Linked DNA regions of Mus musculus: region 1 is linked to region 2. The links are chromatin loops, found by intact Hi-C in ENCODE. Cell type or tissue: gastrocnemius. All regions are shown on one strand. Links, peaks and the distances in the headings refer to the core of each region. The heading gives the core; the rest is flanking DNA. Region 1 overlaps Tpst1 (protein-tyrosine sulfotransferase 1). Region 2 overlaps Crcp (calcitonin gene-related peptide-receptor component protein).

Region 1 (12,479 bases), core at 2,922-10,921, 74 kb after region 2:
CAGATGGTTGTGAGCCACCATGTGGTTGCTGGGATTTGAACTCTGGACCTTCGGAAGAGCAGTCGGGTGCTCTTACCCACTGAGCCATCTCGCCAGCCCGGGACAATTATTTTTTTTTTTTAACTACAACACAAATTTGTTGACTATAGAGACGTCTTATATGTAAATAAGGTTCTAGAATGCGTTGATAAACATTTCAAGTTACTGTGCTGACCATACTGAATCTTTCCCACAAACACATTAGAAAAATGAAATATTGTGGCTTAGGGGCCATGTAGATGACTTAGTGATTAAGATTATGGGCTGCTCTTGCAACCTTAACTCCATTCCCAGCACCATGTCAGGTGGCCTCCAACTGGCTATAACTTCTGCTCCTGGGGATCTGACATTCTCTTCTGGCCTCTTGGGTCATCACACTCACATGTATATACTCTTAGACAGACAGACATATTAAAAATAGCATGCGTTGGCTGCTCTTCCAGAGGACCCATGTTCAATTCCCAGTGCCCACATGGTGGCTGTTAACTACCTGTAACTCTGGTTCTAGGTATCTTCTGCTTTCTTCAGGTACCAGGCACACACATAGTATTGTAAATATACACACAGGCAAGATACCCATATTCTTTAAATAAAGAAATAAATATCTAAAAGCAAGATTATGGTTTACGTAAGAAATGGATCCAAGTGGGGGCATATGCTTGTTGTCGTTGTACTTGTGAATTAGAAGCAGTGGGATCAAGTTCCATGTCATCTTCAGCTGCGTGGAGTGTCCAAGGCCCTCTGGGGTTACACTTGACCCTATCACAGCAAGGAAAGAGAAATAGAAATGTGCTAGGCACAGCAGCACATGCTTCTAATCCCAGACCCAGGAGGCAGAGGCAGGAGGACCACTGCAAGGCCAACTCTTCCACATACTAGAGTTCACAGTCAGTCAGAACTAAGGAAGAGGTACACAGGCCGGGTCTGGGAGAGTCCCGGAGACAGCTCTGTGTCCTCTTCCTGTGGAATCAGAGCCCCATGCTCTTCTCCTTGTTCATGGACACAATAACCAAAAGTCCCCTGAACTTTAACTCCCAGCATTTGAATTGAGACTAGGCAGGCTCAGAGTTTCAAACATCGGGCCACAGTGTTGATGCTTCTGAGACCTCATGCCCTAACGGACTCAGAGGTATCCATGGGGCTCATGAGGAACAAAGGTGTCCCTGTTGCTCAGGAGATGCCAAGGAGTTAGACTCTCCCTGGAATGTGGGGAAGACCAGTCTAGATTTTTTTTTCTTCTTTCTTTCTTTCAAACAGTTACAGGCTGAGTTTATCTGAAAGTCTGGGAGATCCTCTTACAAGTGAGGAGTCCCTTGGAGATTCACCATAACCATGAATAAATTTTCACAAGAAGAGGCTCTTTATTTAGTTACTAGTCCCCCAACACAGGTTCAGGACTGTACCTGAGAGCACTCCCAAGATGCAGCCCCTAGCCTCGCCCAGCATAGGACTTATAAGGGCAAAAGCTACACGATTGCATGTATCCTGCCCATGTGAAGACAGGGTCTTATTTTATCATATATGTCTTGCAGTTGTCTTAATCATCTCTTTGAAGTTTGATGACAAAAACAGAAATAATAGCTAGTCATCAGGAGATGGTGGCACATACTTTTAATCCCAGCACTCAGGAGGCAAAACCAGGCAGATCTCTGTGAGTTCGAGGCCAGCCTGATCTACAGAGTTCTAGGACACCCAGGACTTCAGAGAGAAACCCTGTCTCAAAAAAACAAAACAAAGTAGCAGTTAAGTTTTATGACCCCACTATCTTGCTGGAGCAGCAAATATTACAAGATCAGTCAATTTTAAGAATAGGCTTCAATGTCTAGGGAAAAGGAAGTTGGCTGCTAGAGTACAGCCTATGCAAGCTAGGGGATTTATTTATTTATTATTTATTGTCTCTGTCTGCTATTCACTGTCAGTTTAAAACTTAAATGTAATGTTAACCCTTATAACCCTTTAGCCATACCTGCTGTGTTGGTGGGAACAGTCCCTACTAACCAAGCAACCCCAAGGATTTTAACATCTCTCTTGGTTCCTTCAACAGACGGAGCAAGTGGAGTAACTGAGCCCGTAACTTCCCACAGGTGAGGTGAGGCCTGGTGGGTGCTGCTGGGTAGAGTTTTCCCCGTGGGCTAGCAGAGATAGCCGTGTGTCCAGATGGAGGGCACACCTCTGGCCTCAGGCAGCTTGGGTCGGCATTGGCTCTGCCACTTCCTGGCACCAAGCAGCTTAGTTCTGTGTCTGTTTCCCTGACTGTAATAGGAAGAGTGTGCTAAGCAGAGGTCCATGGTGAGATCTCACTAACATGGCTTCTTCAGAGAGTCTGGCACGAAGAAAGTGTGGAGATAGCATTTGCAAGGGGCCTGTAGCATTATGAATCATTAGGTAGAGAGCCAGAGAGACTGAAGAGCCCAGCTACCTGTGTGCTGGTGGGAAAAGATCCCAGAGAGCCCAGCTGTTAAAGTCCTGTCACATGATGAGCAGTCAGTATGGTTGCTTTGGACCCTGGACATTGGTGGTGACTGTCACCATCATTAGAAAGGGCCTGTGGCAGCCCTCCTGTTCTCATGCTTTGTATCTTGAACTTACTTGCAGGTACTGGAAACATCACTGATAGGAAACTATGCCCCTCATGCCTGTCCCTCCGAGGCTTGTGCCTGGTGGTTGTCTGTCCTCATGCCCCTGGGCTGCAGGAGCCCACTCACCCCCTGGCACAAACAAGGACTGAGGCGGGAGATACAGGAGAGGCAGCTCTGATCCCTGCCTGTAACCACGTGCTGTGTGTTTTCCTAGGGACGACTGCTGCCTTGTCTACAGAAGGGAAATCTCGGGAACGGCTGTCTGCTGCGACAAGGAGTGTCTGTGCCCATCGCTCCTGTTCACCTGCCAGCCTCCTGTCCCCAGGGGGGGTGTCACACACCCGGGCCTCCCCAAGTGATGGCTCTTGAGCCCAGGAACATGCATGGCCCTCAGGATGAGGAGCCCAGCAGGGACACAGTTCTGTCACAGCTCCTCTTGTCCTTGTCTTTCCTTCCCAGGTTCCAGTCTTTAATTTCAAGGAAAGGAGAGTTTGAAGTTGGCATTCTGTTAACAAAATCAGGCAGTCTCATTCCGAATAGGTTCTATGTACACGTTCCGATGTTTTGTAGAACACTCGTGCCTGTTGAAACGTATCGATGTGGATAATAGTAAATACCTTAATTATTTAAATAATTCATTGTATTGTTTCAGAGACGTTTGGAAATTACTGTATACATTTACAACCTAATGACTTTTGTATTTTATTTTTCAAAATAAAAGCTTAAATGTGAAGCACTCAATGGTCCCGTTTTCAGTGCTGTCATTGAGAGCACAGACCTGAGACAGTGCTAAACCGACTCCTGTGGGCTGTGCTATAGCTGCCCCGCCCCCTCCCCCGGAACAGTCCCCGCCCCCCCCCAACAGTCCCCGCTCGCTTTCCCTGCCCTGTTGCCTCCCTTACTCTCACTCCCTTTCTTCCCTCTGTGTCTGTGTGTGCGCGGGCGTGCGTGTGTGCTTGTGTGTGTGTGTGTGTGTGCGCGTGCGTGTGTGGGTTCACGTGTGTGTGTGTGCACGTGGGTGTATGCGCGTGGGTGTGTGTGCGTGTGTGGCCATAGGTTGATGTCCGGTATCTTATGTCACCCTCTACCATATTTTTTGAGACAAGGTCTCTCAGTGAACCTGGAGCTTGTGTTTTGGGCTGGCTGCTAGACTAGCTGGCCAGCAGCCCTAGGAATCTGCCTGCGCTTCCTCTCCAGCATTGGGGTTGCAGAGGCTAGCACAGCCGGCATGCCTGGCGTTTTTTTACACAGGCGCTGGGATCTGAACTCACAACCGCATGGTTTCACAGCAATCACCTTACCTGCTAAGACATCCATCTCCTTAGCCCTTGGCACGATCACTTCTTAATGACATTCTGTATATTTGTTTTGAGACAGGGTTTCTCTGTATGCCTGGTTGGTTGTCCTGGAATTCACTATGTAGATCAGGCCAGCATGGAACTCGCAGAGATCTGCCTGCCTCTGCCTCCAGAGCACAGTGGTTAGAGTGCATGGCCTCATGCTCAGTCACCTAGGGACATTTTCTGTAACTTATTTCAGAGGCCTGCTGCCATTCATTTATGAGTCCTGTTCCAGTTGGTTCTGGCGTCCTGTGTCTAAGGTCAAAGATGCTACTTTTTTGCCGTAAGTCATTATTGTGGAACACAGAATAGCGGAGATAATACATAGTAACCACAAGTATCGATTATGTTTCCTCTGCCAGGTACAGGGCAAGATATTTTATGTGGCGTTCCGGTTTCACATCTGCAGCCGGTTTGGTCATATCCGCGTCACTAACTAAAGTCCCTTCTGCCCTGTCACTCAGCCAGACACATAAAGGTCACTCTCTTTCCGTCCGTGCATATACAAGAATACAAGACCTTTGATCCCACCGTCAAATATTTGTTGAATTTATCCATTTAACCTCCAGCTCCTCTGTCCCAACCCTAATCAAAGACTTCGCCCTCTGTGAAGACACCATTACAGTAAATAATCTCAGCAGACGCACCAGTCCCACTCTTGCCCTGGCCTCCTCTCCTTGGGAGTGGAGACCACCATCTCCTGCGATCCAGCCCCAGTTCTCGGCTCCATCCCTCCATAGGCCTCTGTACATTGTTTCTTTCCCTAGGATGTCTTCCCCTCTGCTCCTGACCTGGTAGCTGCCTCTCTGTCCTGAGGTCTCTGCAAGTCCAGTGTCCTCTGGAAGATTCTCCTAGCTCTTCTTCTAAAACCAGACACCTGTGCTAGTTTCCTTTGCATTGCTGTGACCAAGATAGTTGAGAGAAACAACTTCATAGGAAGAAAAGCTGCTTGTGGCTTACAGTCCATCACGGAGGGAAGGCGAGGGAAAGTGGCTGTCGCGTCTGGTTGCCCAGGAAGCAGAGTGGTCATGGTTTGACAGGGAAATGTTAGTGATCCCCCAAAACACACCCAGGAGTCGATCTGATGCAACTCACAGCAGGGTCTTTATTCTAGTCAAGCTCCCACAACGTACCACCGTCACACAGGACAGTTTTGGTGTGTGTGGGAGCCCTGAATGTCTATCGGGGCAAGGCTTTATTGTAAGCAGCAAGCAGGGAATACGTGTGCAAGCATCCAATTGGAAAGTTGCTGTGGCCTTTGACAAAATTGGCTAGTGCTGGGAGTTAGATCATAAACTTAACTTCTGCTCCCTCTGCATTGGTGGTCGTTAGGTCTCATTTTGTAGACCAAGGTAAACTACACTGTGTAGTCCAGGCTAACCCCAAAATTGTAGCAACCCTTCTGCCAGGATTTTAGATGTGAGCCACCATGCCTGGCTCTGGTCTAAGAATATATTTCTTTTTTTTTTTTTTTTTTTTTTTTTGGTTTTTCGAGACAGGGTTTCTCTGTGTAGCCCTGGCTGTCCTGGAACTCACTTTGTAGACCAGGCTGGCCTTGAACTCAGAAATCCGCCTGCCTCTGCCTCCCTAGTACTGAGATTAAAGGCATGCGCCACCACGCCCGGCTAAGAATATATTTCTTGAGCTTCATGAAGAAAGGCAATTCTTTTCCAAATGATAAAAGATATTCTTTTCTGCACTTTATTTATTGTTCATTTATTTGTTTGTTTTTCAAGGCACAGTTATTCTGTGGAGCCCTGGCTGTCCGGGAATTCACTCTGTAGACCAGGCTGGCCTTGAATTTATAGATTCGCCTGCCTCTACCTCCCCAGTGTTAGAATTGAAGGCTCGTGCCACCTCTGCCCGGCTTATCTATTTATTTAATTTATTTTTCTTTTTTAAAAGATTTATTTATTTATTTTATGTATATGAGTACACTGTGAGCCACCATGTGGTTGCTGGGATTTGAACTCAGGACTTTTGGAAAAGCAGTCACATGTGTGTGCTGTGTGAAAGGAGACCAGAAGAGGGTGTCAGCTGGAGCCACTGTGAGGGTCCTGGGAACTGAACTTGGGTTCTGTGCAAGAAAAGCAAGTATTAATAAGGAGTAGAGCCTTTCTCTAATCTTCTTATTTTGAGAAAGGGTCTCACGTAGCCTAAGCTGGCCTTGAATTCATGATACACCTTGTTTAGCTTCCCAAGTGATGGAATTAGAGGCATGTATTGCTATACAGGCAAAACACCCGTACACTTAAAACCTAAGATCTGTTTTTAAAAATAAGACGATAAAGAATGCAAGGAGAAAATAACATACAGCCCTTCTGTATTACATCCGATAACCAGCCATTCTGAGAAGGATCGCCTAGAGCGCCTCAAGAACCAGGGCCAGGGCAAACCGCTTTGCCCGGAGCTGGAGCCTGAACGATGGAGCTCGGGGTGGATGCTGTGCTGAGACCCACGTCTGTCAAGATCATGAATAAGTTCAAGGAAATCAAGCATCCTACGCAAAGTCGCCCATTGAGTAAGTGTTGTGGGTGGGGTGCGAATGCAGTGGCCTGGACCCAGAGCCAGGTCTTAATGACCTGCCAGTGACCATCACTACTCAGTCATTACCTGCCAATCAGCATCTTTCCACAGGAGCTTTTCTGTTAACTCGTCATTAGTACTCATGGGAACTTCTTAAATACCACCCTGGACTCAGTCATTTCTCAGGCACGATTGCGTCCTAAGGACTCCAGGTAGATTAAAGTCCTTAGGACTTTAATGTAAACCCTTATTTCACGAAGTCACAAGGCTTCTAGTATTCACTACCAAAAACAGGCTGGTAGGGAATTGGTTAGGCAGGGCATTCTTTTTTCCTTAAAATCTGGCTTGGTTTTTGTTGTTGCTTTGAGTCCTTTTGTTTTTATTTATTTTCAATTTGTAGGCATGTGTGTGTGTGTGGTGTATGTATGTACATATGTACGATGCTTATATAAGACTTGTGTTTAATATTTTTTACTTTTGATTTTGTGAGGTGGTCTGGGGCTTACCCTGGCCTCCAGCTATGGGATGATTTTGAACACTTCCCTCGGCCTCCCAAGTGCTAGGAGCTCACTCCCATACCTGGCCCTATCTTCTTAGAAAAATAAATAAGTGTGTCTCATCCACTCCAGAGTTATTACTAAGAATCTAGAGTTGGTCGATTTTCACAGCATAGCCACTGTTTGGTGTTACGTAGTGTAGAATTCTGACCTTGTGGTCTGGCTCTGATAGGAAAAGCCTAAAGTGCCCTCTGCTGGCCAAGCATGGAATGACTGCCGAATCTGAAAAACTTTTGCCATAGGAAAGAATTATGAACAAATGGAAGTTCTGTCCACTTTGGACCCAGTGAGTAAAGGCAGCTAAGGTCACGCCTGGCAGCTTGAGGTCTATCCCAGGAACCCACATGCTGGGAAAACCGACTCCTACGCGTTGTCCTTTGGGCCTCAAATACACAGACTACGTAAGAAAAAAAATACATGAAAATATTATTTTTAAAAAGAGAAAGTGGGGTTGGAGCTATGGCCTGGTGATGAAGAACACTTGTTGTGCCTGGCAGTGGTGGCGCACGCCTCTAATCCCAGCACTTGTGAGGCAGAGGCAGGTGGATTTCTGAGTTCGAGGCCAGCCTGGTCTACAGAATGAGTTGCAGGACAGCCAGGGCTACACAGAGAAACCCTGCCCCCAAAAAACAAAACAAAACAAAAGAACACTTGTTGCCTTTGGGTAGAACTTGGGTGCAGTTCTTAGCACACACATTGTATGTGTAACTCCAGTTCTGGGGGAATCCACTACTTTCTGCTCAACTCTTCTGGTAATAGGCAGGCATTTAGTGCATGTACACACACGCACACACACACACACACACACACACACATGCTTATGTGCACTTACGACATTCATACATATAAGTCTTTTAAACTTTTAAAAAATAACAAGGAGAAGGTTTTTTCTACAAAATGTCCCCCGCAGTGGGGTTATTATTATTATTATTATTATTATTAAGCTGGATGTGATGGTGCACACTTGAAATACCAGTACTTCAGACTTGGAGGCAGGGGGATCAGGAGTTTAAGGTCTCTTTGGGTTGCATAAGAGCATGAAGAGCCATCCTGGGCTACACGAGACTCTACTATAAACAAACAAAGACCATTTTTTAAAGTTTTTATTTATATGTATTGCCTGCATCTCTGTTTGTGTACCATGTGAGTGTCTGGTACCCAAAGAGGCAAGAAGAGGGTGTCGGGTCCCCTGGGACTGGAGTTAACAGATGGGTTTTAATCCACCAAGTGGGTGCTGGGAATTGACTCCCAATCTTCTGGAGGAGCGGTCTGTGCTCTTAACTGCTGAGCCAGCTCTCCAGTCCCAAAACATGGATGAAGGGGGTTGGGGGAACCCAAAAGATTGAATTCTCTAATCCTACAGGTGAGCTCTGTCCCTATGGTTTTGAATAGTGTCATTGGCATGCCTATGTAAGTATAATACTTTCATCTCTTCTCCTCTCTCTCTCTCTCTCTCTCTCTCTCTCTCTCTCTCTCTCTCTCTCTCTCTCTCTCTGCCTGGTTATCTTTTTTAAAGCTATGATCTCATGTATCCCAGGCTAGCACTGAATTTTCTAGGTAGCTGAGGACCACCTTGAACTGCTAATCCTAATCCTCCTGCCTCAAAGGCTGGGGATACAAGACACATGAGGACCCACCCTGCTCAACATATTTTCTAATGACTTACTACTTAAACGTATCCTTTTGAGTAACGATTAGCACTATTGATGCCATCGGGACTTGGCTCCTTATTGGTCTTCCCCACTAGATAATTGCAATGTGAATCCAGAACGAGGCAGAAGCTCATGTATATAAGTCAGATGGAGCTGGTTTGGGCTGAGATTTCCATCCCTTTTCTCCCCAGCGGTGGTAAATGTTGGCCAGAAAACCACATCTGGCTGGCCACACATACTCATTTCTTGTCTGTGGTTGCTTTCTTGCTACAATGACAGAAACCAAAAGGCTTGCCAAGTCTGAAGATTTTACTCTGTGGCTCTGGGCAGAAAGGGCTGGCTAACCTACGCTCTTGCTTGTTTAATCCTATATTGCCTCAGGAGTAGTAGTGCCTCAAGCCTTACATTTTCCAGCCAACTAAAAGGATTCAGCGGAATTCAGTTGCAAACGTCAGAACTTCAGAGCTGGTAAATCAGGCGCGATGGTGTATCCTCGGGGGATGCAGACAGGGCCATTAGAAGTTCAAACTCATCCGGGGTTGCCTAGGGAGCTCCAGGTCAATCTGGGATATGTGAGTGAGACCCATTCTCAGGTTAAAATAGAGATTGGAAGCACAGCTCAGCAGAGCACTTGCTGCTTTTCCAGAGGACCTGAGTTCAGGTCCTAGCCCCAAGTCAAATGGCTCACAACCACCTGGAATCCGACCCTCTCTTTTGGCCTCTGCTGGTACCCATATACAGGTCCAGAAGCACCCAGAGACGCATAAAGAAAAATAAAATCAGGAGAGTAAATAGCAACTGAGTGAGCACATGAGGTTCCTTTCTTTAAAAAAAAAAAAAAAAAAAGTTTCCTTTGGGTAGAGTTGGCAAAAAGATTAACTCAGCGCCTAATTTCAGGGTTTGGTGTCATGTGACATAATTCTTTGGTGGAGTTCCAAGGTATCACAGCCTCTATTCTCTGAGATTTCTGCATCTTCATGTGCTGCCTAGCCCATCCTCAGAGGCCCCCTACTCTTCTGCAGCTGCCCTGCGAACTGGCTGGAAGTTATTCCCAGAGTGGTGCGGTTGGTAACTGCATGCTGCCAGCGAGTGGCCCTCCTTCCCAGACCTCCCCCTTTATCCCTTCCTACTTTCCCAGCAGCCCTCATCCCAGGCTGCTGACCTTGGAGTTCCTAAGCTGTATAAACGAAACCAAATGGGAAAGTGCATTCCTAAAGGAAATTCTTGGCAGAAGTAGAAGAAAGCTCCAGCACAGAAAACTGATTACAGGGGGCTGGAGAGATGGCTCAGTGGTTAAGAGCACTTGCTGATCTTCTAGAGAACCTGAATTCTGATCCAAGCACCCACATTGGCCAACTTAGAACCTCCTGTATTTAGCTCCAGCTCCAGGGGATCTGAGGCCCTCTTCTGGATGCCCTCACACACAAAACCCAGACTCACATCTCTGTCCTCATTTCGTCTCCTTCTTCTTTGTGTCAAAGTCCTGGTTGATTCCACACAGGCGAATCACTTGAGTATCTGCCTTAGCCTACCCCAGTTCCCTTCACCGCGGAAGGCAACAGAATGAATGACTGAGCCATCTTAACTGCCTCCTCTTGACAGTGTTCTGTTTCAGGGGCTTAGAAAGGCGTTCAGTTGCTGTTCAAAATCTGAAAGTCATCTTGGATTCTAGGACCAGCAGAGGCTCACAGAATAGACACCCACCCACCACTCCATAGGAAAAATTATCTGTGATACTGAGGCCGCACCTGGAGTAGGAATTATCCTAATCAGCTTGAAAGGATTTCTTTGGACCAACTTACAGAATCAAAACCAAGACAACCCACATCTTGACTAGTGCATAGCCTCTGCCTCAATCTGTCATCTACTTAAGCCTAAAGTTCATCTGATAATTGGCATGACCATTTCCTCTTCGCAGTGTGGGCCATGTTGATTAAATCTCTGATTTTCTCTTTTAAGTGGTTTATTGGGACAGGTAACAAAAGCCTATTGGAGCTGTGGAAAGATGCGGGGCTTCTTCTGAAGGAACCTCCCCCAACAGAGGTCACACAGTCGATGCGTGACTGAGACGTGCTGCATCAAATGGGTCATCTGACTAGCTGGGAAGAGCCTTCTGGGAGTGCCTGTTTCTGTCTGTGTCCTGGTGCAGAGGTGATGACGTTATCATGGAGAGGGTCATCTAGAATTGCGGGTATGGCTTCTTTTTCTCTGTCCAGTTGAAAGAATGACCAAGCAGGAAAGGCGAGGACTCGGCAGTCAGCCAAGCTTTATTGAAGTCACATACAGCAAAACACAGATTCCCTGCCAGGGGAGAAGATATTCAGAAATCCAGTTCAAAAGGAGGGCTTGAGCCTTTTGGTGGTGTACTCTCCATCCACTTATTTTTGAATGGCTAATTTAAACAAATAGGAGGCATCTGATAAAGCCACAGCTTTGCGCGTACGCATGTGTGGGCAGGTCAGATGGAGAAGAGGAGCCCTGTTTGGGAGTGGGGTTTTCTCTTTTCTCATCTGTGGTTATTTAATTTTTTTCATTTTTAGCGTTTGTTTTTAGCAGTCTCATGTAACCCAATTTGGACTCACAATGTTATGAAGCTGAAGCTGGCCTTGACTTCCAAGTACTGATATTGCAGCGTGAGTCACCATACTCAGTTCCGTTATTATTTATTATTATTATTTATTATACTAGAGACAAGAGTTGAATTCTCAGAAATCCTTCTAACCTCTCAAGTCGCTGCAATTAAAGGTATTTGCAACCAAGGTTTTCCTTCCTGTGTGAGTCCACGGAAAAAGCGCTAGCACAGCAGCCATGTCCTTGCCAGCCATTGGTGTTGCAGTGCTCAATTTCTATTACACAGCAGGTGCCCTCAGCCCTCCACAACACATCCTCAAGGACAGCCTGCTTAGGCCTTTTTTCACTGGCCCGCTGCTATGGAGACAAACCAGCCAGTCCTGGGCCCTTTCCCAGGACACATGGACCGGGATGATAAAGTGGAGTGGCCTGGAGCTTCGCGCCTGCTAGTCAGAAAGCCAATGAAAGCAGGACCACGGTGCTGCCCCTATGAGCGGGCTTCCTGCCAATCAGGGGCGGAGGCCAGCGAGGACACAGCCAATAGCAGGAGCAATTGGGTGGTCTGTCCTTTCGGGAACCGCGCCGGGGGACCAGCGCTGTCGTTGAACGTCGGAAGTGCAGAACGCGTGCCCTTTAGGTGGCCTATAAGAATGGGACTGATCGGCAAGCCGTTGTCAGTTGTCACTCTAGTTTGAGACCTCGATGGTTGGATCAGACCTTTAACCGTCATAGCGGAGCTAATCGGACACTGCCAGTAGTAGGAGGCGACCGGGTGAGGCCAGAGATGCTACCTGCGCTGTGGTTGCTATGCGCAGAGAGCCGCTTCCCTAGATAAGTGGCCTGGACCAAGGGAGGTAGCGCTCCCGTTAGTTAGATAGCCAATCAGAATGGAACAAACCCAACCAGACGTGTTTACCCTATAATTGGACAATGCTCTTGCCAATCATAGCAGGAGTTCATGAAACCTCGGCCAATAGCAAGAAGCGCCTGGTTCCGATTTGCAGCGCAGGGTCCACGCGGTGGTTGCTGATCGAGGTCGTCAGTGGGCGATCACCTCCCCTCGGCCAAACCCTGGAGCAGACAGGCGTCGCTCGCGCTTGTCAGCCAAGAGCCAATCAGAATTGGGTAGGCCTGTAGCCACTACGGCTTAAGGCCGAATTGTTTGTTCTGTGATTGGGCGAACCTCCTGACAATCAGGGCGGAGCCAGCGAAGAT
Region 2 (12,479 bases), core at 2,436-10,435:
TCTGCATGAGTGTACATGTGGCCTGCAGAGGCCAGAGGAGGCTGTTGGATTCCTTGGAACTGGAGTTGCAGGTGGTTAGGAGCTGTTATTGGTTCTGGGAACCCCACCCAGGTCCTCTGCAACAGCAACCAGTGCTCTTAAGCACTGAGCTGTCTTCTCTTCAGCTTCTCTTTTCCTACTCGTCAGACTCCTGTTCTGGATTCTTCGGAGACAAGTGGGACTATGTGTTAGCTGGCTCTCTCTTGCTCTAACAACATACCTGAGACAATCAGCTTACAAAGAAGAAAGGTTTATTTTGCCTCATGGTTTCAGACTCAGTCCAAGTACACATGGCCTGTTGCTGTGGGCCTGTGACAATGATCATGCTATGAACTGTTCATCTTGAGAAACTAGGAGCAAAGGGAAAAAAGACCAGGGTTCCAGCACCCCCGTATCTGAATCCTCCTCTAAGCCCCACCTATTAACAGGTCTTCCGTCTCCCAGTAGTGCCATAGGCTGGGGACCAAACCTTCCACACACAGCATTTGAGGGGCGTTTAAGATCCAAACAATGTGGCATGTGTTAGCTGGGAGGCTTTCCGCCTGGGAATGCCTCTTGCTAGGATTGTAGTGAAAGTTGTAAGATGTCATGCTTGTAAAATTCCTAGTGTGCCTACAGTCCCACAGGAGGCCCCTACAGAGTTCTGGTGAGTGGCAGGGTAAGGAGAACTAAGGCAAGGTAGAATCTGTGCATCGGCCGGGGATAGAGACCGTGCTGCTCAGGAAAGCAGCGTCAAGTGATTGGGCGACACCACTCCAGTGACAGAGGTGCTTGTTGTGAAGTCCACGAGTTTATCTAGGGCCCTGCCACCCCCTAAAGGTGAATTTCTTTGCACATCCAACATATTCATGGATGGATGGGAATGGAAATAGGTTAGGATTTTCCTTAATTAAAAAAAAAAAACCAAGCTGGGCGTGGTGTTGGTACATAACCCTAATTCCAGCGCTGAGGACACAGAGGCAGGCAGATTTTTGTGTGTTGGACCAGCCTGCTCTACATAGTGAGTTCCAGGACAGCCAGGACTACCAATCTCCAGAGGGGGTGGGGGAGGGAGGGAGGGACAGATAGATGGACGGATGGACAGACAATCTGCTTTTTTGTGTGCCTGCTCTGGCTTGGTCTGGGATTTGGCCTGGTGTCATCCTACTGTGGATCTTAGATGAGGCCCTGGCTGGCTCAGGACCAAGTGCTGGGCTGGCGCTGTGGACTGCATGGCCCGGGTGGGCTGTGATGGGAGACTCACTTCCTAACTCCTGACAGGCTTCCTTTCCCTTGTAGATGGTAGAAGAGAGTGAAGAACGGCTCACAGAGGAGCAGATCGAAGCCCTCCTGCACACTGTCACTAGCATTCTGCCTGCAGGTCCAGAGGATGAACAGAGCAAAAGCACTAGCAATGACGTGGCTATGGAAGAGGAGGAGCCAGCATAGATGTGCAGCTGGCCAAGTTGTTCGTGAAGCTCAAAGCTGCAGCAGCCATTTCCTGGATGTTCAGAGAACTCTTTATTTGGCCTGACCCCCTCTCTCAGTATGCCTGATCTCAGGATTTGTTGGGGGAAAAAAATCACAAAAATAAGATGAAAAGAAATCTTTGTGCTTTGGGGTCAGAGCAGGGCAGGGGCTAAGATGGGGGAGCAGGACTGCAGCTGTCTGGGGTAGAAAGGCTTGTGTGGCCTGTGCCGCACATGCACACAGTGGGAGCTCGTCAGGCGCTTTGATGACTGTTGTAGGCAATGTCAGGCACTGCTGGGTAGAATGGAGCTGGGAGAACGGACTCAGATGGTCACCAGCTCTCAGAGCTGCACACAGCTGCTCTAGGGGAAATGACCCAGAGCTTAGCTCACTGTAGAGGAATGTCCTTGGCGGAATAGGAGATAAGAGAAAACTCCAATCTGAGCCTAGCCTGGTGTACACACCTAATGTGCATGCATGTCACACACATACAAAGAAATTAGTCCAATTTCTGTGGCAAAACCCACAACTCTATAGCCTGGGTGAGTGACAAGAAAAAGAGGCTTATCTTGACTCCTGGTTCCGGTCCAAGGTCAAAGGGCATCTGGATATGGCCCTCTTGTTGCCAGAGTACCCAGGTAGCATAGGCTAGCATATTACAAAACACGAGAAGCGTTTGTTTTCAGAGTCTCTTGCAGCCCACATTGACCTTGAACTTATTATGCGGTCCCTTCTGTCTGTCCTCATCAGACATCTTATGATTCTTCTGCCTCAGCCTCCTTAATGCTTGGATTCAAAGTGTATGTCACTCACTTAGGAGGCGGAGGCCAGCCTGGTCCACAAAGCAAGTTCCATGCCAGCCAGCGCCACACAGACCCTGTCTCATAAAAATAAAAATAAACCAACAAAAAACAGCATGTGCCACCATACCTGGTATGTTTGTGTGTTGTAGGGAAGGGAGGGAGGAAGTTCCTTTTGGGCGTTTTGAGATCTCTTTTTAAAGCATTTTGTGTGTGTGTGTGTGTGTGTGTGTGTGTGTGTGTGTGTATGTGTGAATGCAGTGCTGCTATAGGACAGAACAGCATGGCAGTTGAATCCCCTGAAGCTGGAGCTACAGGGATTGTAAACTGCCCCAAGGGCTGGGCAGTTTACTTGGTGCTTTGCACTGAAGCATCTCTCCAAGTCCTGATAGGATCATACTTTGTTGCTCAGACTCTAGACTTGAGGCATCCTCCTGCTTCAGCCTCCTGTGTCTGCCACCACACTGGACTGCCTGCCAACCTTTGAGTACCAGCCTTTTTTTTAGGTTGAAATACTTATTCTTTCTTTTTTTTTTTTTTAAAGATTTATTTATTTATTATATGTAAGTACACTGTAGCTGCCTTCAGACACTCCAGAAGAGGGAGTCAGATCTCGTCACGGATGGTTGTTAGCCACCATGTGGTTGCTGGGATTTGAACTCCAGACCTTTGGAAGAGCAGTCGGGTGCTCTTACCCACTGAGCCATCTCACCAGCCCCCCTTATTCTTTAATTTTAGAATTGTATTACTGTTTGTGTGTGTGTGTGCCTGCGCGCGCGCATGCACATGTACATGTGGATATTCGCATACCATGGCCACATGTGAAGGTCAGAGGATGTCCTTTGGGAGTCAGTTCTTTCCATTCAGTCTGAGATCCGGGTCATCAGGCGTGGGCAGCAAACACCTTTACCCATGCTATTGCTTCTTTTTCTGCTGCTGAGGTAAAGGCAACTTAGGGAGAGTTTATTTTGCCTTATGGCTCCAGAGGTTTAAGAGACCATGTTGGCAGAGCCCAGGCACAGGAGCAGGAGCAGGAGGAATCTGAGGGCTCACATCTTGAACCACAAGCATGAAGCAGAGAGAGCAAACAAGAAATGGCATGGTATCTTTAACTTTCAAAGCTTGTTTCCAGTGACATACTTCCACCAAGGCTGCACCTCCCCAAAGAGCACCACCACTGGGGCCAGATGTTCAGAACTCCGAGACCTCCGAATGATGGCAGATATTCAACACACCGTACCCACTGGGTCACGCTACAGCCCCAGCGATGATTAATCTTTTTGCTTGTGTGTCTGTCTGTTTTATTTTTGCCTCTCTAGTCCTGGGATTAAAGGAATGCACCCCTATCCCCAGCTAAGGATTAACTTGATAGTCAGCTTGTTGGGATGGAGAAAGATCTGGAAGTTTAGAGAATCACAGCTCTGGGTGTTTCTGTGAGAGTGTTTCCAGAGAGATCACAAAGCCTGAGCTAGGCCTAATCCCTTGATGGGTTAGATGTGAATGGGTTGTTGGGGCATATTAAAACTCCCCTGGGAGGAAGTAGGCCACAAGGGACAAAGCTTGGTGGCTGTTTGGCCTGTCCTCTTCCTGTCATTTTTTTCCCCTTTGCTTCCTGTTTGCTACCCAAACTCTCACCACTACAATGCTATGCCTGACCCTAGGCCCAGAAACAGCCAGCCCAGCAGCTGCACACGGACCTTTCTGGAACCAGTGCCAAGATAGGCCTATCCTTCCATATATTGTTTTGTCACGCTTTGGCTACAAAAGTCTCCAGTATGGAGAAGCAGTGCTTAGTGGCTCATGTGCATTGTCCCTGAGTCGTATATGGAAGCACTGAAGCTGATATCGAGAAAGAATGGCTTGAGGACTCAAAGCCAGCGAGCTGCAGAAAAGGGGGCATACACTCTGGGACTACTGTCTGCTCCAGATGTAGACCCCACAGGCTGGACTGTCAGGCCTATCTATTACCAAGCTTGCTTCTCTGCCTGGTACCCATCCCTTTTCTGATTTCCCTTTTGGGTTCCTGAATACTTTTGAAAGCAAATGAAAGGGGTTGTTTTCATTAGGGTTTCTATTGCTGTGACCAAACACCAATATGGCCAAAGCAACTTATAAACTTGCAGGTTATAGACCATCAGTGAGGAAGTCAGGCAGGAACAGATGCAGAGGCATGGAGGAACACTCATTGATTGCTCCCTCCTGGTTTGCTCGCTGTGATGGTTTGTATATGCTAGACCAAGCACATGGCACTATTAGAAGGTATGGCCTTGTTGGAGTGGGTATGTCACTGTGGGTGTGGGCTCTAAGACCTCATCCTAGCTGCCTGGAAACCAGTATTCTGATATCAGCCTTCAGATGAAGATATACAACTCTCAGTTCCTCCTGCACCGTGTCTGCCTAGATGCTGCCATGTTCCCACCTTGGTGATAATGGACTGAACCTCTGAACCTGTAAGCCAGCTCCTTAAATGTTGTCCTTATAAGAGTTGCCTTGGTGGCTGGGCAGTGGAGATGCATGCCTTTAATCCCAGCACTTGGGAAGCAGAGGCAGGCAGATTTCTGAGTTCGAGGCCAGCCTGGTCTACAGAGTTCCAGGACAGCCAGGGCTACACAGAGAAACCCTGTCTTGAAAAGGTCATGGTATCTGTTCACAGCAATAAAACCCTAGCTAAGACACTCACCTAGTTTTTATTTTTTTAGTATCCAGGACCAACAGCCAAGAGACAGCACCACTCAGTGATGGGCTAGGCCCTCCCACATCAATTATTAATTAAGAAACTGCATTACAGACTTGCATATAGAAAAAAAATTATAGGGGCATTTTCTCAATTGAGATTCCCTCTTCTTAAAGGAGTCTAGTTGTATTAAGTTGACATAAAGTTAGCCAGCACAAGGGTTGAGCGCAGGCAATCCTGGGGCTGGAGGCTATGATGCACTGGGTGGGTCTGTTCTTCATTCTGTAGTCAGTTCCTGGATAGAACTATAGCTATTCCTGCTTAAAGCTTCATCAGTCACCAACATGTCTTGGGTCATAGTTGAGTTGGCAGTCTTATTTACAGAATCAGAAGTTCCAAGTTCTGCAGGGCAGGCTAGGGGAACCTGGAAAGCTGGGACACTCCAGGTGAAATATTCCAATTCTACCCCTGTGAGGGCCTCAGCTGGGAGAGTCAGGGCATGCATAGTCAGGGTGGGGTCCTGGGGCAAGGAGCCAATGTCCTGAGTCATAGAGGGGCCACAGAGTCAGGGCTAGAGCAAGGCACACAAAGCAAGAACTGCTGAAGGAAAGCCAGGGGCTGAACTATTGTGGAGGAAGTTGGCAGCTGTAGGCAAGGTCCCAGTAGGGATCCGGATCAAGCCTGGAGCCAAGAACCAACCTGGCAAGGCAAGATCTCAGGGACTGCGATGGGAGAAGCTGACCTGTGTCTAGATCCCCAGAGCTGCTAACCTGTGCTCAGGGTGGACAGTGGCCTGAGGCTGGTGGATTGATTGGCCCAGGGCTGGAAGCGCTCAAGACTAGGAACTGATGGGGTGACACTCAGGCTCCACGGACAGTGTTCAGCACTCAGCTATGGTGGATGCTCAGGTCCATACCTACTCCTTGCTCTAGAAAGACCCAGCTTCCGTGTCTCATCAGCTGCGGCACCTGAAGCTACAGCTCCTCTGTGGTGCCTTGGCTGGCTCTCTCTATGGAAGACAACTTTGAGGGTCAAGACCCTTTCTCACTCCCAGACACTGTTCTATGTCATAGCCTTTTGTTTTCTTTTTAGAATACGTGCAAACAAATTTATAAAACCTGATAAAAATAGTAGGTGATATACAAATAAATGCACATTTTTCCTGAATGTGTGTGTGTGTGTGTGTGTGCAAGTGGAGGTTAGAAGACCTCAGGTTCCTTGGTAACCATTCTCTTGGGTTTCAACCACAGTCTCTCGCTGGTCTAGTAGCATTCAGTCTACAATCTCTGCCTTTGGGATTCTGGGATTGCAAATGTATATTACCACATATGGCTCTTTTTTTGGGGGGGGGGGGGTTCGACACAGGGTTTCTCTGTATAGCCCTGGCTGTCCTGGAACTCACTTTGTAGACCAGGCTGATCTCGAACTCAGAAACCCGCCTGCCTCTGCCTCCCAAGTGCTGGGATCAAAGGCGTGCCCCACCACCACCCAGCATGGCTCTTTTTCTGTTTGTTTGTTTTGTTGTTTGTAAATTACATTTATTTATTGATGGGGGCATGCCATGGTACACATATCAGGGTCAGAGGTCATCCTTAGCTGTATAGTGAATTTGAGACTAGCCTAGTCTCTAGGAGACTGAAATTTCTTTCCACTAAATTATTTTGGTGTCCAAATTGCCTCAGGTTTGTTAGAAACTCCCTCAAGATATCTCCTGGGTTCCTGTGGCTTGTTAAAAAATAAAAAACAAAAACAAAAACAAGCAAACAAATAAAAACCAAAAAAACAAACCCATCCTTAAAAAAAATAAGTCACACTGTGCCTTTTTGATAGAACCAAATGCTCCAACTGTATCTCAAACAGTTCTAAGAGATTAAACTACTTTTTCTTCTTCTTTGTTTTTGTTTGTTGGTTGGTTGATTTTCGAGATAGGGTTTCTCTGTGTAACCCTGGCTGCCCTGGATCAAGAAGGCCTCTGCCTCCCGAGCACTGGGATTGAAGGTGTGTTTAAACCTGGTTTAAACTACATCTTTAAAATAGTTAAAAGAAGGGGCTGGAATGATGGCTTAGCGGTTAAGAGCACTGGCTGCTTTTCCAGAGGTCCTGAGTTCAATTCCCAGCAACCACATGGTGGCTCACAACCATCTGTAATGGAATCTGATGCCCTCTTCTGGTATTTGAAGACAGCTACAGTGTACTTATATATAATAAATAAATCTAAAAAAGAAAATAGTTAAAAGAAGTAGTTTAATTTCTATTAGTAGTGAATGGTGTTAATGTCAGATTTAGGGTGTTGACATCATTGCAGCTAGAAGGTAATACAGTTTTATTTTTCTGCTTAAGATTTATTTTGTGTGTGTATGCCTGGATGTCTATGTCTGTGTGTGCATGATTGCAGTGCTCTTTGAGGCCAGTAGAGGTCATCAGAGCACTTTCAAGATGGAGTCTCTATGATTGTGAGCCACCTGACATGGTTGCTGTGAACCAAAGTTGCGCAGGTTCTTAAGGACTGAGCCATCCCTCCAACCCCTTTACACAGTCAGTGTTTTGTTTTTGTTTATTGAGCCAGGGTCCCACTATTGAGACCAGGTTGGCTTCAAGCTTGCAATCCTCCTGCCTCAGCTTTCTAAATCCTGAAATTGCATGTGTATACTACCTCACCTGATTCCCCTTATTCCACGTTTGTTTCTTCCTCTAAGAACCCTGACTTCCAACTGTATCAACATATTGACTCAGTCCCTTGTTGTGTCTAAAATGTGTCTGACCAGATTCATGCATAGCATTGGGAACAACAGAGCTATTTAAAAGAGCTTAGGGGCTAGCGAGGTGGATCCTGGGGGTAAAGGTGCTCCCTGCACAGACTTGGCCCCAGACCTACATAAAGGCGGAAGAAGAGTGCCCACTCCACAGAGTTGTCTCTGAACTCTACGTAACAGTGTCATAGTCACCAATGCAGAGCACAGACTGGTAAATAAAACTTTATTTTTTTTAAAATAATAGTTGGGGCTGGTGAGATGGCTCAGTGGGTAAGAGCACTGACTTGCTCTTCCGAAGGTCATGAGTTCAAATCCCAGCAACCACATGGTGGCTCACAACCAGCCATAATGAGATCTGATGCCCTCTGCTGGTGGGTCTGAAGTCAGCTACATTGTACTTATATATAATAATAAATGATTATTAAAAATAATAATAATAGTTAGGCTAGACACTGGTGGAGCGTGTCTTTAATCCCAGCACTGGGGAGGGCACTGGGGAGGCAGAGGCGGATAGATCTGGGTGAATTTGAGGCCACCCTGGTCTATGCATAGTGAGTTCCAGGACAGCCAGGGCTACATAAAGAGACCCACCACTACCACCACCACTACAAAACCAACAGGAAAACAAAGAGTTTAGGATTTGTTGTTGGTTCTTCTTCCCCCCATCACACCCTCTGCCCCCAGTTGAGGGTAGAGAGTCAAATGATTTATTAAGTTAGTGGGATTTATTCTTTAGAAAATTTTAGTGTGGCTACAGGACTAATTTGAAATAAAATTGATTTCATTGTATGTAATCTGCCTCCAGTTCTTTCTTTCTTTCTTTCTTTCTTTCTTTCTTTCTTTCTTTCTTTCTTTCTTTCTTTCTTTCTTTCTTTCTTTCCTTCCTTCCTTCCTTCCTTCCTTCCTTCCTTCTTTCTTTCTTTCTTTCTTTCTTTCTTTCTTTCTTTCTTTCTTTCTCTTTTTAAAGATTTATTTATTATATGTAAGTACACTGTAGCTTTCTTCAGACACTCCAGAAGAGGACATCAGATCTCGTTACGGATGGTTGTGAGCCACCATGTGGTTGCTGGGATTTGAATTCGGGACCTTCAGAAGAGCAGTTGGTGCTCTTAACCACTGAGCCATCTCCCCAGCCCCTTGCTTTCTATTCTTATTGATTTTTATCTTTTTTTTGTTTGTTTAATTTTGAGACATTGTGGCCTAGCCTGTTCTAGAACTTGCTATGTGCTATATTTTTATGTATGTATTATGTAATTCAATATATTCACGTAAATATCTTCTGGGAGTTATTCCATACAAGTTCATAGAAATGCTCATTTTGTGTGTTCCTTTTTTGCTTTAGTTGGTTTATGTTGTTTTGCGTTGGCTTCCGTGTATCCTCGGCTAACCTCCAGCTTGCTGTATAGCCGAGGATCAACTTGAACTCCCCTCCCTCCCTGAACTCTGTGAAGACCAGGCTGCCTTTGCCTCCTGAGTGCTGGGATGAAAGGCATGTGCCACCACCACCCTGCTTAACTTGAACTTCTAATCCTCCTGCCTTCACCTCCTGAGTCTAAGATTACAGGTTCATACACCATCTTAGTCAGGGTTTCTATTCCTGCACAAACATCATGACCAAGAAGCAAGTTGGGGCGGAAAGGGTTTCTTCAGCTTACACTTCCGTACTGCTGTTCATCACCAAGGAAGTCAGGACAGGAACTCAAGCAGGTCAGGAAGCAGGAGCTGATGCAGAGGCCATGGAGGGATTTTCTTTACTGGCTTGCTTCCCCCGGCTTGCTCAGCTTGCTTTCTTATAGAACCCAAGATTACCAGCCTGGGGATGGTCCCACCCACAAGGGGTGTCCCTGCTTGATAACTAATTGAGAAAATGCCCCACAGCTGGATCTCATGGAGGCACTTCCGCAACTGAAGCTCCTTTCTCTGTGATAACTCCAGCCTGTGTCAAGTTGACACATAAGCCAGTATGTATACTGTGCCTGCTCTACATATTGCTGGGATTCCAGTCCAGGGCTTTGTACATGCCAGACAAACAGCCTCCAAATGAGTATTTATTACCAAGTCTCTGGTGCCAAACACTTTAACTACCAAGCATCTGTAACTATGGTCCAGCTGGATGCACCCCCTTCACCGTTTAGTTCTGCTTACTGGGTCAGATAAGACTTCTTGACATACATCAAGACGTCCTGCAGCCAGTTTGCACAGAAAAAGCACTTGTTAGTGGGCAATGGGAAACTCAGAGCCATCTGCAACGGAGCTTCCAGAATTAGTGCCCAGACCTCATTGCAGAACTGACCCGATGAGGAATCCAGTATGCTCACCTCCGAGCTCTGCCCATGACTGCCAAAGCACAACTATGTGCATCATGGTCGCAGGCATCACTGTGTCTGTGTAGGAGTTGCCCTACAGCTCTTGCCCCATCCTCACTGACAAACACATTCCTCATGGAGCCCGCTCCCTTATTTCCTTTCCTCTCCCTCCCTCTTTCCCTCTCTCTTACTTCATTTGATTCGGAGGAGTCCCATATAGCTCAGGCTTGCCTCAAACAAACTATGTGGTCGAGGATAGCCATGAACTTGTGATCCTTTTGTAAGTGAGGTCTAATAAATGCTTTGGCTGGATTCCCCTCACAGTTATCATGTCCCTCAGCCCCACAGTGGAGTCCCAACCATCCCCGTCTCAGGATAGTTTGGGCTCTCTTTTGTGGGAACTTCCCTGCCACTGCTTTTGGCGTTTTGCCAACTCTAGGGTCCGTGCAAGAGATCCTTCCGTGGTGGGTGGGTTATAAGACATGTAAACACACTGGAGGCAATTGTTGTAAGATCCTCAAGTATATTCTTTTTGTTACATGGTTTTAAATATAGTTTTCAGTGCTGTGGATGAAACCTGGGCTGAGCACAAGTAGGCGAGTGCTTTATTACTGAGTCACATTCCCCCGACTTCCTAATTCTGGTCTTGTTTGTTTTGTTTTGTTTTTCCTTTGTAACAGGCAGTTGAGAGCCACCTAGCCTGGCTGCTGGGAACCAAATGAGGGTCCTCTGTGACGGCAGGATGTACTTTTTAAGGGCTGAGGTGTCTCTTTCAGTCCCCACCTGATTCTTTAAGATGATATTTACCACGTAAGGGAGCGTTCACCCAGGGATTCTCCAGAGTGTGCTTGCACATAACTGGAAGTCCAAGTACATACTTTTATACCCAGCTTTCTTACCTGGGGTCAGGAGCATCAAACTCAGGTCCTCACACGTGTTTGTCAAGCACTGTAGTAAAAACCATCTCCGGAGCTTTTTCATGTGTCTGTATGCTGGGGCTCTGTCGTTCCTCAGAGTGTTGGGTAGATTTCGCGATGCAAGCTCAAGGCTGGAGCAGATTTTTGTGGGTGGGAGGGTCTCTGCCTTGCTGCAGGATGAAGCAAAAGAAAGGGCAGCCCGCATCCCCTGACAGGCCAGCCGGGAGTGCTGAGCCCCTCCCAGAGCCAAACGTGGAACCCGTATTTGTGCATGATTTGATCATGGGCTCCCTGGCCAGCTTCTCCCGAGTCCTTAGATGCTCTTTTATCATCTGATCTCTCTTGTGGCGCTTTACAGAGTGTGATGTCTGATATCATCAACTCAACAGGATCTAGAGCCACTGACGCCACGAGCTTCTGGGCGTGGCTGGGGGCGGTTTTCTAGAGTAGGTTCTGGAGGTCGGAAGAGCCACCAAATATGGGACGCACCATTGCATGGGCTGGAATTCTGGACTACGCAGAAAGGAGAAAGTAAGTGAGCTTGGTGAAACGGACCGTGTGCCTCATGCTCCTGCCACCGTGCCAAGCCTCCCACCATAATCTGTCTACTCAAATTGGGAGCCAGAATAAACCCTTCTGTTAGTTCATTGTATTGTGTCAGGATTTGGTACCAGCAATGAGAAAGGTTAATTCATATTCACCAGTCTTTAATTTGAGGCTTGCCATAGAATCTTCATGGTCTTTTCTCAAGTAATGTAGACTAGGCTCCAGATTTGAGTGGATGGGATTAAAGTGTGTGTGTGTGTGTGGGGGGGGATTGTTATTCTCACTGTTGTATCAAAACCACTCAAGGGAAGGTCTATTTGTCTCCAAGATGGGCTTCAGTCCATCATAGCTGTCATGGTCTGGCTGCACCTACAGCGGGAAGTAGGGGAAATGAATACTGATGTAAGTCAGGTTTTACTCAGCCTAAGACCCAGAAGACAGTGCTGTCCACGTTTAGAGTGAGCCTTCCCCTCCTCAGTTCACACAGTCTGGAAACTCTCTCGGATGCACCCAGAGACTTGTTTCCAGGGTGATTGTAAACCCCATCATGTTTGAAATCAAGAGTAAGCATTACAGACTTTAAGCCATGGCACACACTTAGCCCAGCCCTTGAAAGCCCGAGGTGAGGAGATTATGAGTTGGAGGCCAGCCTTGAGTACAAAACAAGTCCTGGGGCAGCCTGAGCTACTCAGAGAGACTGTCTCCAACCGGCCAACCAAGCAACCAAACGATCAACAGGCCAAAATGAAGTCTGCAACCAAGGGTGTAGTTACAGTCCTGTAACTTTATGGTGTTGTGTGTGACATATGACATCAATTTTTAAAGCCGCCACGTTTTGTGACACAGTTTTGGATGAGAAAGTAAGCCCTGGTTGGATTTCAGAAGCACAGGGGAAATAGGGTCATAGCTGAACTATGGATGCAGTCAGGCCTCCAGACCTGGAGGAGTGTGGTCCCTCTAGCAAGGACTGCTTGCTGGATTCACCTCTCTGTCAT

Evidence for each region. Peaks named below come from ENCODE experiments on the same cell type or tissue, not always from the same donor. Only the 100,000 strongest peaks of a DNase experiment are listed, where the experiment ranks them.
Region 1: a loop joins it to region 2, with 2.3 times the contacts of the local background. A loop is called at or near these places in 13 of 42 quality-filtered maps.

The regions. Positions count from the first base shown.
Region 1 is chr5:130,132,376-130,144,854 of GRCm38, forward strand. Tpst1 (protein-tyrosine sulfotransferase 1) reads left to right here. Exons shown (of 6, transcript NM_001130476.2): 5 at 2,084-2,123; 6 at 2,833-3,358. The coding sequence ends at 2,101. It also overlaps a transcript of Kctd7 not described here. Among named protein-coding and RNA genes, the nearest start is that of Kctd7, 6.3 kb to the right of the region's middle. In gastrocnemius, for the core only: a CTCF peak has its summit at 7,242 (motif pointing left); a DNase peak (open chromatin) is centred at 7,244; H3K4me3 peaks cover 253 bases; H3K27ac peaks cover 1,700 bases.
Region 2 is chr5:130,058,388-130,070,866 of GRCm38, forward strand. It overlaps Crcp (calcitonin gene-related peptide-receptor component protein), which reads left to right. Exons shown (of 6, transcript NM_007761.2): 6 at 1,318-2,400. The coding sequence ends at 1,467. Among named protein-coding and RNA genes, the nearest start is that of Tpst1, 15 kb to the right of the region's middle. In gastrocnemius, for the core only: CTCF peaks have their summits at 7,363 (motif pointing right) and 8,091 (motif pointing left); a DNase peak (open chromatin) is centred at 5,592; H3K27ac peaks cover 2,180 bases.